Regions from separate parts of the Mus musculus genome. Here region 1 is linked to region 2. A link is a contact called in ENCODE POLR2A ChIA-PET data. All regions are on one chromosome and are shown on one strand. The core of a region is the stretch at or near the end of the contact, and the rest is flanking DNA. Distances in the headings are between cores, read along the strand shown.

What was found. ChIA-PET counts read pairs that join two places held with the same protein, here RNA polymerase II (POLR2A).
Region 1: POLR2A ChIA-PET joins it to region 2 with 18 read pairs in Patski. The contact joins the promoter of Nthl1 here to the promoter of Mlst8 in region 2. POLR2A ChIA-PET finds 5 or more read pairs at or near these places in 4 of 5 experiments (Patski and embryonic stem cell).

What each region holds. Positions count from the first base shown.
Region 1 is chr17:24,631,206-24,633,932 of GRCm38, reverse strand. Nthl1 (nth (endonuclease III)-like 1 (E.coli)) reads right to left here and starts at 1,251. Exons shown (of 6, transcript NM_008743.2): 1 at 1,079-1,251; 2 at 1-6. The coding sequence starts at 1,181. Tsc2 (TSC complex subunit 2) reads left to right here and starts at 1,306. Exons shown (of 42, transcript NM_001286713.1): 1 at 1,306-1,395; 2 at 1,822-1,988. The coding sequence starts at 1,851.
Region 2 is chr17:24,477,658-24,480,391 of GRCm38, reverse strand. It overlaps Mlst8 (MTOR associated protein, LST8 homolog (S. cerevisiae)), which reads left to right and starts at 1,314. Exons shown (of 9, transcript NM_001252464.1): 1 at 1,314-1,380; 2 at 1,934-2,072; 3 at 2,230-2,281; 4 at 2,367-2,529. The coding sequence starts at 1,944.

The DNA.
Region 1 (2,727 bases), core at 2-2,501, 150 kb before region 2:
TTCCTTCTGCAAAAAAGTGCCATTCAGTCTTTGGAGTGGGTTTTATATGAGGGTGGGGGAAGGGTGCTGCTTACCTGCCAATCCACATCCCCACACTTGTTTGTGCAACTAACTGTCCATTATCTACCACGATGTGTACAGAAGTGCTGTGCTCTGCCCTTGTCACAACAGTACATGACAGTCTGACAAAGTGCCTGTTAGCACACCGACACTAGTAACAGCCTCTAGGATAATATAACCTCTCTCCTTTGTCCCAAGTCCTTTGAGTTACATTCAAGAGAACCTCTCTCTTCACACCCAAACTGGACAGTGCAACTCCCCTTTCAGAAATCGTTGCATTTAGGATGAGCTCCAAACTCTACTACTATAAAACATTTGCTGCCTTAACAGTATCAACACTTTCTGTGGCCCTTGGCCCTTGCCAAGCCTCAGCCTGGATCCCAGCGGATCTCTACTACTGAACCGATTCTGGGAGACCATTGCTGCCTACGCACACTCCTGCTCTAGCCACTTATGTCTAAGTCCCAGGCGGGGACGGGCTGATAATTACTCCCTGAGTACCACTAGTTGGCACATAGTAGGCCCTTAATGGCTACAGGACAAACACAATGAGTGCCATGCCCTTTCCTGTTTTCTCTCTGGGCCTGTTTTCTTTCAGAACCACCGTCCAGCTGGGAGAGAAGACTTCTAGCTGGGTGTGTTCTTGGCACACAGCCTGGCCCTACAAGAGAGGGAGGCAGCTCTGAGAACAGAGCTGTGTCCCACGGACAGCCTGGAGCAAGTGAATGTCCTAAGCTAGGCTGGTTGGACTAAAACTTTTCACTGGCGATAAGGGTGGATGAATACATCCAGAACCCAGTCTTACGGACCCTGCAGACCCTGCGGGTCCCAGACCCTTGGAAGAAGCTAGAAGTGGGGCCACGTGAGATTTAAGCGTAGCTTCAATTCAAGATTCAAGGCAGCTGCCTACTCCGCGGCGCCTAGAGTTTAGGTCAGATGCTGCGGCCCGGGACGCAAGCCTGGAGCCAAAGTTCCACGTTCCTCCTTTCCTCCAAAACGCCTGCAGGCGCAGAGCTACCTGCAGCAGCCTCTCGCGGGGCGAGCTCCTCCCTACACCCTTCCGACGCGATCCTAGTCGCGCGGCTCCGACTGCGAGTCACCATCCGCACCCCTGAGTTCATGCCTGGGCTGTAAACTACTCCTCCGAGCAGCCCCGCGATCCCACCACTTGCTCAACGCGCACGCGAAACTACAATTCCCAGAGAGCTCAACGCAAATAGTCAGCAAAGCCTCGCCCCCGGAAGTACGGGTTGCGCTTCCGGCAGCTGCCCTGGGCCGGGGGTGTGCGCCCTTCCCTGGGTGCAGGAGGACCTGCGCGCGAAAGGCGCGCGCGGGGTGAGTAGCCCTGGAGGCTCTGACTGCTGGGGCGGGTTGCGATGGTTTGTGTGGTCGCGTCGCGATGGGGTGAGGGGAATTGGTCGTTCTGATTCCAATCCTCCGCCGCTCCCACCGCTGACAAGTCCTAGCGCTTCAAGCCCTCCATTGCGAATGTGAGCGGGCCTCTGCATCTATTCACGCGACAGCTCCTCCTTAACCTAGGGAGAACTAATGGCAATCAACAGGCGGGTCGCTAGAGTAAGCCTATACCTCCGGAGTTGATTTGTGGCTGAGTTCCTCCTGCATGGAGTTGAGTTGCCCCAGAGGCTGTAGGAAGGACAGGTTATTGCCTACCCTTGACCTAGGATTCTGGAGGTTCGCCTCGAGGGCAGAAGGGAGAACCTTTCCTGGGGTGTATCAAATAATATGTTTATTTCTACACAGAGCAGTTCTCTAGTACTGCCCTGCCCACCATGGCCAAACCAACAAGCAAAGATTCCGGCTTGAAGGAGAAGTTCAAGATACTGTTGGGATTGGGAACATCGAGGCCAAATCCCAGGTGTGCAGAAGGCAAACAGACTGAGTTTATCATCACATCGGAAATCTTGAGAGTGAGTGAGTGGCCAATGTCTTGGCTAGCCCAGCACAAAGGCTAGGAAGGCTGGGTTTGTCTGTCATTGGGTTCTGTGGGAGATGGGTTGCTGGTAACCATCTGCATAGGGCTGCTGTCCCCAGTACTGTGGAGACAGATATATGCCTGTCCTCAGGATCTTGGTGTCCTGCTTTAGCACACTTGCCTTAGAAGTTAGGTGTTGTATGAAAACTTATTTTGTTTAGTGTTATGGTAGATAGATGCCCTGTACTCTCTCAGCACGTGAGAGGCAGAGGAGATAGGATTATGAAGTTGGAGGCAACATAATTGTAACCCACCTGAGCTACAGTAGTGAGACTGGGTCCTCCTCTCCTCAAAGATGTTCGTTTCCTTTTTTAAATTGGAGATCCACCCTTTCTTTTTAGGAACTTTTAAAAAAAGATTTATTTATTTAACATACACACACACACACACACACACACACACACACACACACACACACACACACACTGTAGATGACACACCAGAAGAGGGCATCAGATCCCATCACAGATGGTTGTGAGCCACCATGTGGTTACTGGGAATTGAACTCAGGACCTCTGGAAGAGCAGTCAGTGCTCTTAACCACTGAGCTATCTCACCAGCCTCGAGATCCAGCCTTAAAAAACCAAACCAAACACAACAAAACAAAATGCTGGGTGATGGTGGTGGTTGGTGTATGCTGCTAATCCTGCCCAGCACTGGGGAAGTTCAGTACA
Region 2 (2,734 bases), core at 65-2,564:
CTGACCTAGGTCCTCTGCATATAAGCTTGGTGTTCTGGAATCCTAACAGGGCTGGGCTGTCCCTGACTCTGCTGCCTGAGATCCTTCTCCTCTTGCTGGGTTGCCTCTTTCAGCTTTAAAGTGATAGTATGTGCCTGGTTTTATTGTAGCTTGTGTGTGTTTGGTTGATGTCCCTGGGAGGCCTGCTCTTTCCTGAGGGGAAGTACTTGGTGGTGGTGGTGGTGGGGTGAATCTGGGAGAGAGGAGAGAGGAGAGGAGAGGCTTGGGGGAGGGGAGGAAGAGGAAACTGCAGTTGGGATGTAATATAGGAGAGAATAATATTTATATTCCAGCTAGGCTTTCCCCAGCTAGGAATATAAATATTATTCTCTCCTATATGCCTCTGCCTCCCAAGTGCTGGGATTAAAGGCTGCGCCGCCACCACCACCCGGCTAATTTGCTGTTCTTGAATCAGATGTTCTACACCTATCTGTTCAATGTTATTTAGTAGACACATAAAGCTGTTGAGTGCTTGTAATGTATCTATCTAGTCTAAATTGAAACTATTCACAAGAACATGATGCACACTATATTTCAGTTTAAAATAAAAAAGCACAAAATATTTATGTTGAATGTGTTAAAAGAATATTTTTATATATTGGGTTAAATAAAAAGTATTATTAAAAATTTTAAAAAATGGAGGCATGAGAGTCTGCAGTTTTAAACGAGTTTCTGGGCTAGCTTATGTGCCCTCAGGATCAGGCTGAAAGGGTCTAGACTATGGCTACCAGATAAAGCAAATAGAAGTAACAGACTGCCCAGTTGCATTCAAACTTCTTGTAAGAAAGTAATTCTTTTAGTACAGTGTTTGAGATATGCCTATACTAAAAGAAAAAGAGAGAGAGAGAAATTAAGAAATTAAGAAATTAAGAAAGAAAGAAAGAAAGAAAGAAAGAAAGAAAGAAAGAAGGAAAGAGAGAAAAGCTAGGAAGGAAGGAAAAAAGAAAAGAAAAAATGATTTTTATCTGAAAATTTTGCATTACCTAGAAATTCTAGCTTGGTTGGTAGGGTAGGTGATTGTGTATGTCTGCGGGGGGTGGAGGGACGACGACAGTGTAATTCCTTCTGGGAGCCAAGTCTGGAAAATAGGCAGCAGTACCATGGCTGTAGTTCCCAGTGAGTTGAAGGGTGGCGTCGCGGCTGATGGCCATTCTGAGCACGATCACTTCTGGAGTTCTTCGTCTCAGAACTCTGGTATCCCTTTCAACTCCCCCACTCCCCGGACCCATGGTCTCGCCCGGAGTTACTATCGATAGCTCTACGCTCGGCCCGGCTTCTATCGACTAGCTCCTCCTCGCCTCGCCGTCCTGGACTAAGGCAGAGTGCAGAGCGTGTGTTAAGGTACGGGGGACACGGGATGAGGGCTGCTACCGACCACTGGGTGGCTAGGAGAGTGCGGTCGGGGTAATCGGGCCGGTAACACAGAGCCAGGGCGGTGTGCAGAGCACTGGGGAGCGCGGGGGTCCTGCCAGATAGCGCCCCCACCCATCCGATCCCAGTGCCGGTCAACTACGCATGCTCAGCAGCAGCAGTGCCGGGCTTTTCCTTAGTCGCCATGCGCATGCGTTGCCTACCCTTGCGAGAGACGGCGCCCGGGCGATGGCCTTCTGCGTGTGACTGCCTCCTGCTGGCTGCTGGCGAGGTGGCGTCTCCAAGCGTGAGGGTGAAGCTGAAGGAACACTCTCCCGGGAGCAAAGTAGCCGGAGTCTTTTTTTTTGAGACTGTCAGCGTGACCCTGAACACTCTTATTTTTCTTAGTTTTAAAGTGAAGTTAATACCGGTACACTGTAGTGTGCAGATTGTTATGCGTACATCTTTTCTCTCCAAACGTTTTGACCTTTGGACCTTACTTATCACCTCTTGGCCCAGTGCAGGTCTCATTTTTTTTCTCCAGCCATCAAACAATGAATACCACCCCAGGCACAGTGGGCAGTGACCCTGTCATCTTAGCAACTGCAGGCTATGACCACACGGTGCGCTTTTGGCAGGCTCACAGTGGAATCTGCACTCGAACAGTGCAGCATCAGGACTCTGTATCCTCCTCTTGGCAGCAGGATGGTGCTGGCCAGAATTAAGTATGAATGATATGTGTTTGGGGAAACTCAGGCCAGGTGGTGGAGGTCTTGATGGCCTTGTAGCCCCAAGGTTTCCCTCTCTGGGTTCTCTTCCTGTTATCCTTAACATGCTCAGCAGGTAAATGCATTGGAGATTACTCCGGACCGAAGCATGATTGCTGCTGCAGGTACCTGAGATTCTCGACCTCTGACCCTTTACTGGCCGTAGTTCTACCTGGCACACCCATGCTTCAATTCCCCCTGTGTCCCTAGGTTACCAACATATCCGCATGTATGATCTCAACTCCAATAACCCCAACCCCATCATCAGTTATGACGGAGTCAGTAAGAACATTGCATCAGTGGGCTTTCACGAGGATGGTCGCTGGATGTATACAGGTGGCGAGGACTGCACAGCTCGCATCTGGGACCTCAGGTGGTGTTGTGTGTTGGGCTGAAGAGGACGGCTGCCCGGGGAGTGGGCAGGCCAGGGGATTGTCTGTGGGCAGGCTATTCTGCAATCAGTTAGTCTTAGTGCAAGAGGGGTTGAGCGGGCGATGGAGGGAAGGTAGAAAGCAGAATAGAATTACATCAGAGAGCTAGCCTTGCCTTGAGGCTAGGGGGCCAGACTTTCCTTCCCT